Linked DNA regions of Homo sapiens: region 1 is linked to region 2. A link is a contact called in ENCODE Hi-C or POLR2A ChIA-PET data. All regions are on one chromosome and are shown on one strand. Each heading gives the region's core, a stretch centred on a gene start or an enhancer-like site at or near the end of the contact. The rest is flanking DNA. Distances are from core to core; before and after follow the strand shown.

Evidence for each region. Hi-C counts contacts between places; a loop is a spot of excess contacts on that map. ChIA-PET counts read pairs that join two places held with the same protein, here RNA polymerase II (POLR2A). Pooled maps may share reads with other maps.
Region 1: a loop to region 2 is called in a map with no recorded cell type, with 13 times the contacts of the local background. The contact joins the promoter of SNHG19 here to the promoter of JMJD8 in region 2. A Hi-C loop is called at or near these places in 1 of 37 single-sample maps with no recorded cell type and 7 of 50 pooled maps. POLR2A ChIA-PET finds 5 or more read pairs at or near these places in 1 of 52 experiments (activated naive CD4-positive, alpha-beta T cell).

The regions. Positions count from the first base shown.
Region 1 is chr16:2,152,508-2,158,010 of GRCh38, reverse strand. It overlaps SNHG19 (small nucleolar RNA host gene 19), which reads left to right and starts at 2,653. Exons shown (of 2, transcript NR_132114.1): 1 at 2,653-2,868; 2 at 3,089-3,229. RAB26 (RAB26, member RAS oncogene family) reads right to left here. Exons shown (of 9, transcript NM_014353.5): 6 at 5,126-5,191; 7 at 4,966-5,022; 8 at 4,789-4,865; 9 at 3,846-4,692. The coding sequence ends at 4,590. TRAF7 (TNF receptor associated factor 7) reads right to left here and starts at 2,229. Exons shown (of 21, transcript NM_032271.3): 1 at 2,153-2,229. SNORD60 (small nucleolar RNA, C/D box 60) reads left to right here and starts at 2,906; the gene lies at 2,906-2,988. RefSeq lists enhancers at 1-455, 1,040-1,621, 1,545-1,684, 1,695-1,794, 2,665-2,864 and 1 more and a silencer at 2,095-2,184.
Region 2 is chr16:682,932-685,583 of GRCh38, reverse strand. JMJD8 (jumonji domain containing 8) reads left to right here and starts at 1,250. Exons shown (of 9, transcript NM_001005920.4): 1 at 1,250-1,350; 2 at 1,429-1,518; 3 at 1,675-1,723; 4 at 1,803-1,899; 5 at 1,986-2,054; 6 at 2,143-2,262; 7 at 2,350-2,417; 8 at 2,497-2,631. The coding sequence starts at 1,265. It overlaps WDR24 (WD repeat domain 24), which reads left to right. Exons shown (of 9, transcript NM_032259.4): 7 at 1-327; 8 at 408-592; 9 at 682-962. The coding sequence ends at 850. RefSeq lists an enhancer at 821-870 and a silencer at 1,271-1,580.

The sequences.
Region 1 (5,503 bases), core at 1,404-3,903, 1.5 Mb before region 2:
GGCCTCGGGCTTCTCGAAAAACGGAATAGAGCCAGAACCCTGTCTGGAAGGAGCCGAGAGAAGATGGATCCGTCAAGAGTGAAGGCACCCCAGACAGCAGCTCCTCTGCTGAGTGGACCATGGAGGCTGAGGAAGGCGGAGAGGCCGGCCCAGGGACACAGCCAGCAGGCTGTGCCGCTGTGACCAGAGTCACATTCCTTCTGCTTCGTCCACGGCTGCCACACATCCAGGAGCCCCGGCAGCGCCTGAGCCAGTCCCATGCCAAGCCGGGGAGTGGCTGCATCCCAGAGCCAGGCTGCCCAGGCCTCCTGGCCAGGAGGCTCTTCAACTGCATCTTCCTCCTTTCCCCAAACTGCTCATTCCTTGTCCAACCAGCTGGCCGAGAGTCACACCAACCACGGGGTGCCAGGCCCCATGCGGGAGGGTGGGGATGTGTGACGGCTGAACACGAATCTGACCCGGGAGGAGCTAGGAGCCTTGTGGGGGACACAGGCAGACAGAGGGGCAGGAGCCCCACCAATCGCCACTCAATCTGCCAAAGGCACTTTTCGGTGGGTGCCAAAGACCCTGAACTTTTCCATTCACTTCCAGAAATATCGTAACACTTGGCCCCAGTGGGCCACGGTGGAAGTCACTTCACCAGAGACCCTCAGGTTGGGGCGTCAGGTTGGGGTGCTGACTCCCAGCCCCTCCCCTCCTTAGGCCAGGCTGCCCATACCACTGCTCCCCCTCAGGACACGGGGCCCGAGGCTTCCACAGAGAACTATGAATGCCCAGAACAGTGAAGTCAGGATATTCGCAACAGAGAGGCACAGGGAAGGGGTCTAGGAAGGGAGAGGCCCAAAGAGAAGGAATGAGGAAGAGGGAGGCTCCTCACTTGGCGAGGGCTAGGGGGCCTGTGTGTGCCCAGGAAGGGGTCTGAGGGGTAGTGAGAAAGGTGGGCAGACAGGCTGGGCGGCATGAAATTCCTGAGCAAGCCAGCAGCCCCTCACCCCCAAGAGCAGGGTGGGCTCCAGCAGGCCCCTGCCCCTGGACTCCAGACTCAACCCCAGCTGACCACTCTGGCCTGGCTCAAGACAACCGTATCTTGACAGCAGGACCCCAGTGGGGACTAGGAGACGATGGCCTAGCCTCCCTCTCTCCTGCTTCCCCAGTGAACTCTGAAGTCTGTGGTCCACACACAGTTAGAAAGCTCTTTACTGGACCTAGATCGGACCGCCTCTCCAGCGCTTCCTCAACCCCAAGTCATTTGCCAGCATAATAACCCCCCCGCCCCACCCCACCATGCACCCTGTGAGCCTGGTCCGGCCTCATCGACTTCACCTCTCCACTTGCCAGTGCTTGCTGGGGTGCGTCAGGCCCCTTCTCACCCCAGGCCTATGTACATCTGGCTCTTTCTACTTGGAATGCTCCTCCTGCATGTCCTGGGACTGGCTGCTTCTCCAACAGGCCTTTGGCTAACGGTAGCGCCGCCCCTACCCCCGGCCAGTACTCACTTTTTCAGCACCCTCTTTCTTTCTTTCACAGCACATACCGCTGCTCCCCATGATTTTAACTACCTATTGTCAATCCCACCACCCTGTCTGTCTAGATGGGGGATGGGGGGAGTTGTTCCGCAGGAGGCATTTGCCAATGCATGGAGACATTTGTTATCGCAATTGAGGAAGGGGTGGTGTTTACTGGTATCTAGCGGCCAGGAGCCAGGCAAGCTGTTCCACATCCTACAATGTACAGGGCAGCTCCTCGCAGCAAAAAGCGACCCGGGCCGCGTGGTCGATGGTGCGGAGGTTGGGGAACCCTGCAGCAGACGCCGAGCACAGGAGAACTGGGACCGTGTTCTCCGCGGTCTCCCGGCGCCCAGAACAGTGCCTGGCACCCGGGAGTCTCGGGGAATGCAGGAAGAAGGAATGAGTAAAGAACTGCGCGAGAACAGGACGGAGCGAGGGACGGACTACTGACTGGCGGACGGACAGCGACGCGGACCCCGACCCTGACCCCGACCCCGACCGTCTCAGCCCCGCCCCCCCCTCCCCGCCCCGGCCCGACCCCTCGCCTCGCCTCGCCTCGCCTCGATCTCCACGCGCCCGATCCCGCCCCACCGCGCGGTCCCGAGGCGCGAGCCCCGGGTCGGGCGCGCCGCGGGGACACTCACCCGCCCGCGGCCGCCCGGGAGCGGCAGCGCCGCCAGCCCGCTTCATGATGCCCCCTCGGCCGCCGGCCGGGAAAGGGACTAGACGCGCGAGCCGGAAGCGCCAGGCCGCTGCGCCCGCCGGGACGTGTAGTTCCCCGCCTCTCCGGGCCCGGACGGCTGCCTCACGCGCCGCACTTCCGAAACTACGACTTCCGGCGGCCTCGTCGTCGCGGGGCGGGAATGGCAGCTTCAGAATCACTCTATGTTGCAGATCGAAGTCTGATTGGCTTTGTTCATCCGTCACTCACCGTTAGGCTTCACGGACTCTGCATAAGGGAGGAGCTTCGGGTCTGGGTCTGAGAGACCGTCTCCAAAAGAAATGCCACGGTACGATTGGTGGAAACAACGCGGCAGGGAGCGGAGCGTACCAGCGGCGGGGGAAGGCGGGCACTTCCGCCAGGATAGCCCAATGACAGAGGTGGGACAGTTTCTATAAAAGCTTGAGCCTCGCCCGCCCCTGTCTTTTCGGGGTCGAGTCCGAGGGGGAAGAGGTTTGTTAATACGTTCGCCATGTGCTACGATCTTGGGACGAACTGAGCCACGAGCGTGGCTTTGAGGGCCGTCCGAACGCTGCAGGCCGGCCAGGTCCCTGGGCGTCCAGGCCTGGCCTACGCACCACTTTGTCCCTTAGCGTTTAAAGGTTTCTTCCCGAATCTCAGGCCCTCAGCTACCTGCAGGTAAGACTGGGCCGGGCTTGGGTTCCCTTATTCTCCCAGTCTGTGATGAATTGCTTTGACTTCTGACACCTCGTATGAAAACTGCACGTGCAGTCTGATTATTTAGCAAGACTGAGGCTTGAGGGTGCGCACTCCTGACGGGGAGCTGAGAGTGGAAACAGGTGTTGCCCGAAACGAAGGAGTGGGGACTTAATGTCTGTATTTTGGCGCTGACTTTCAGGTTTCGTCGCGAGCCGGCTGCAAGTTTTGAACCTAAGTAAACCTCAATCCGGAGGGCCTAGCGGTAAGGTGGGCGCTGTGTCTATTGAAGTGCTTAGCAATAAAGAAAGGTAGTGAGTTGATTCGGTTTTCTCTCAAGTGTCTTTATTTTCCTATTCTGGCACCCCAGAGGTCTGGCTGATCCACAGGCAATCTTGGAAAAGGGTACAGACATGAAAACGGAAGCTCGTTACCAGTGACTTTTCATCTCTTGGGATTGCCTTCTCCATTTCTGCCCGTGATTTTTTTTTTTTTTTTTTGAGACGGAGTTTTGCTCGTTTCCCAGGCGGGAGTGCGATGGCACAACCTCCACCTCAAGCGATTTTCCTGCCTGAGCCTCCCAAATGGCTGGAATTACAGGCGCCCACCACCACGCCCGGCTAATTTTGTATTTTTAGTAGAGACGGGGTTTCTCCGTGTTAGGCTGGTCTCAAACTCCTGACCTCAGGTGATCTGCCCACCTCAGCCTCCCAAAGTGCTGGGATCACAGGTGTGAGCCACCACGCCCAGTCAAATACTGTTTTTCATGCCTTTTGCCCCAGGGTGAGTCCAAAAAGGCTTTTGAGATTTGTGGAGGGAAGTTGACACCACCTAGGGTTCCCATGTGCCTCCTTAGGGAGGCAGCCATGGGCCATGGAGGAATGGTAGCCACACACCTGCTGAGGGTTCTGGGCCTTGCTGAGTCTCTCAAACTCCAGCATCCTGCTCTAGAAGTGGATTTTTTTCAACAGATGAGACAGACGCTCCAGAAAACACAACTTTATTCACTAGGACTGAAAACAAAGGCTTGTGCAATCAAAAGGCCAAGTTGAGTGCAAGGTGGAGCGTGCTCGGAAATCACAGACCTCACCTGTGGCCAGGCCGGGCTGGCAGTTGTTGTTTCTGGTGTTTTCTGTGATTTCCCACATTTTATCACAAGGCCACAGGCATCCTCCAAGGTCAGTGAGGAAGACCCTATTGCTGTTTGAGCCAGAGCCTCCTAGAGGGTGGGCCGGGAGCAGGCAGCTCCCAGGACACACAGATGCACGATGTGATTAGCAGTGAAGCCTTCTGTCCCAGGCGTGGGCAGGCGTCCTCCCTTAGCTGCCTGAGCATGTGCGGCTGAAGACATGGCTTTTCTAGGGTTAGGCACTGTGCGTGGTGCCAGCCCCAGCCCTCCCTCACCTGGACGTGCCCAGGAGGGGGCAGCAGAGCACCGTGGCAAAGTCTGTCCACTTGCCGCTCCCCGTCCCGTGCAGAAGACTGCTTTTCCGTGGCGGCCAGTGTGCGGCCACGGGCTCTCAGAAGCCTGCTTGTTGGGACTGTTGCTGGGAGGAGGAAGGGACAAGGCTTGACCTGGGGCTCCTGAAAACAGACACTCGGGCGTTGGCCACTGGGCAACAAAGTCAGAAGGGCCTGGAGACCCTCTGTCCAGCCTTCTAGGGACTGGACGGCTTCCTCCAGAGGACTGAGCTCAGCCAGGTTCAAGGGCGGCAGCAGGAGGCCCCTCGACCCTCCCTCTTAACGTAATCATGCAGCCGGAAGCGCGGCTCGCTGGGAGCCTTCATGGAGCGCTGCTTCAACTCCCTGCGGAGTGGGGGTGACAAGGGGACACGATGGCCTGGACTCTAATGAGGATTCAGGCCCTGGGCTGGGGGAGTCCTGGTGACTGGCAGGACTTACTTTGCTATGGCTGTGAAGGCCAAGTCCACGTTGAGGCCCGTCTTGGCGCTGGTCTCCATGAAGGGCAGTCCATACTCCTGTAAACAGCTGCTGCCAGCCAGGTGGTGGCCTGGCGGGGACAGCCTAGGCTCGCAGCCTCCAGGGGCACCCCCTCACCACCCCCCTGCCCTGACTCACCTTGGCCAGCTTCTCCCCGTCCTCCCTCTTCACCACACGCTCATGGGCAGAGTCCACCTGGCCCAGGCACAGGGTCTTGGTGAAAGCTGGCCCATGGTTGGCCCCTGCCCCCTCACCTGCCCTGCCCTGTGGCCCAGGTGAGGACAGCCGGGCCTCCCACCTTGTTCCCCAGCAGCATGAGCGCCACGTCGTGCTGGGCGTACTCGTGGATCTCGGTCAGCCAGGCCTGTGGGAGGCAGCAGACCAGGCTGGGGCTCCCTGCATGGCTTGCCCCATGCCCCAGAACTTTGGCCCTCCAGGTCACACTGTAGAGGGCACCTGTCTTTATCTTTTTTTTTTTTTTTTTTTTTTTGAGACAAGAGTCTCGCCCTGTTTCCCAGGCTGGAGTGCAATGGCTCCATCTCGACTCACTGCAGTCTCCATCTCCTGGGTTCAAGCTATTCTCCTGGGGTTCAGAGAACCTTGGGAGGGTTCAGCCTCCCAAGTGACTGGGATTACAGTTACGCACCACCACGCCCAGCTAATTTTTTGTATCTTT
Region 2 (2,652 bases), core at 1-2,500:
TGCGTGCTGCCGCAGGAGGCCTTTCCGCTGCGCCACGAGATCGTGGACACGCCTCCCGGGCCCGAGCACCTGCAGGACAAGGCCGACTCCCCGCACGTGAGCGGCAGCGAGGCGGATGTGGCCTCCCTGGCCCCCGTGGACTCCTCCTTCTCGCTCCTGTCTGTCTCACACGCGCTCTACGACAGCCGCCTGCCGCCCGACTTCTTCGGCGTGCTGGTGCGCGACATGCTGCACTTCTACGCTGAGCAGGGCGACGTGCAGATGGCTGTGTCTGTGCTCATCGTCCTGGGTGAACGGGTGCGCAAGGACATCGACGAGCAGACCCAGGTGTGTGGTGGGCGGGGCCTCCCCCCTGCAGCGCCGCCCCTGGCACCCAGATCCTGACTGCCGGGCGCTCCCTCCCCCAGGAGCACTGGTACACTTCCTACATCGACCTGCTGCAGCGCTTCCGCCTCTGGAACGTGTCCAACGAGGTGGTCAAGCTGAGCACCAGCCGCGCCGTCAGCTGCCTCAACCAGGCCTCCACCACCCTGCACGTCAACTGCAGCCACTGCAAGCGGCCCATGAGCAGCCGGGGCTGGGTCTGCGACAGGTGGGGCAGTGGGGTCGGGAGGTGGGGCAGGGGCCTGCAGGCAGCGCAGCAGCCCCCGCTGAGGCACCCTCCCTCCCGCCCGCCCCCAGGTGCCACCGCTGCGCCAGCATGTGTGCCGTCTGCCACCACGTAGTCAAGGGTCTCTTCGTGTGGTGCCAGGGCTGCAGCCACGGCGGCCACCTGCAGCACATCATGAAGTGGCTGGAAGGCAGCTCCCACTGTCCCGCAGGCTGCGGCCACCTCTGCGAGTACTCCTGACGGGGCATCTGCTGGGCTTGCCCGGGCGGCCGCGTGCAGAACCCCGCCTGGTCTTGTGCCCGAGACGGGCGGAGGCTGGAACTTGAGACCTCAATAAAGGAAGTAGAGCCGCTGTCGGCACTGCGTGTCACCCCATAGCGCGGCGGGCTCGCCGTAGGCCCGCGGGGCAGCTGGCGGGCGGGGGCTTTCGGCGGGGTTGTCGCCATGGTAACCGGCGGCGCCCATAGTCGCTCTCGGGGCGGCCTTCCCAGTGCCTCCCGTAGAGGCCTCTTCCGGGGCGGGCCAAAGGAGGTCACTTCCGGGGTCCGTCCCGGTTCCCGGCCGTTGCCACGACGACGAAGCTGCCGGCCAATGGCTGGCGGATGGGCCCAAGGTTCCCGGCGTGCAGCGCGGCTGCCTGAGGGCGGCAGGCTCATGGCGCCGGCGTCGCGGTTGCTCGCGCTCTGGGCGCTGGCGGCTGTGGCTCTACCCGGCTCCGGGGCGGAGGGCGACGGCGGGTGGTGAGCGGCCCGGGAGGGGCCGGGCGGTGGGGTCACGTGCGGCGGGCGGGGCGCGGGCTGACCCAGCTGTGCCCGCAGGCGCCCGGGCGGGCCGGGGGCCGTGGCGGAGGAGGAGCGCTGCACGGTGGAGCGTCGGGCCGACCTCACCTACGCGGAGTTCGTGCAGCAGTACGTGCGCCCCTGATCGCGGAGGTCGCGTCCTGTTCACCGGCCCGTCTGCCCCGACCGCCCAAGGCCGCCTTCCCCTGACCTCGCGCGCACGCGTGGGGCTGGGGCGGCGAGGCTGGCGGTCCGGCCTGGCCGCGACTCTGCCCTTCTTTCCAGGTACGCCTTCGTCAGGCCCGTCATCCTGCAGGGACTCACGGACAACTCGGTGAGCGCGTGCCCGTCCGTCCCCGGCCACTCTCGCCCGTGCTGGGCCCGGCCACTAAGTCCCCTCCCCGCCCCCGCAGAGGTTCCGGGCCCTGTGCTCCCGCGACAGGTTGCTGGCTTCGTTTGGGGACAGAGTGGTCCGGCTGAGCACCGCCAACACCTACTCCTACCACAAAGGTACGCGGCCTCACCCCTGGGGCCCGCCCATTTGCCAACACCGGGGCGGCTGGACCAGACGGTCCTGACCCGTCTCTTTCCTGCAGTGGACTTGCCCTTCCAGGAGTATGTGGAGCAGCTGCTGCACCCCCAGGACCCCACCTCCCTGGGCAATGGTGAGGCAGCCCTAGGCGGCGGTAGGGGGTGGGGACGCTTGGAGTCTCCAGGTGCCAGGATCCCTGTCCCCGCCGTCTCTGTTGGCAGACACCCTGTACTTCTTCGGGGACAACAACTTCACCGAGTGGGCCTCTCTCTTTCGGCACTACTCCCCACCCCCATTTGGCCTGCTGGGAACCGCTCCAGCTTACAGCTTTGGAATCGCAGGTGGGTGCTTCTTGGGACTGGGAAGGACTGAGGCTTCTGTCGGTGAGTACAAAATGGGTTGGTCACCAGGTGCTCATAACCCCACAGGAGCTGGCTCGGGGGTGCCCTTCCACTGGCATGGACCCGGGTACTCAGAAGTGATCTACGGTCGTAAGGTCAGCACGGGGTGGGGGTTGAGGCTTGGGACTCGCTGACCAAAACGGGCAAGGGTGACACTGCTGCTCATGCCCCCAGCGCTGGTTCCTTTACCCACCTGAGAAGACGCCAGAGTTCCACCCCAACAAGACCACGCTGGCCTGGCTCCGGGACACATACCCAGCCCTGCCACCGTCTGCACGGCCCCTGGAGTGTACCATCCGGGCTGGTGAGGTCAGTGGCTGGCAGGAGAGG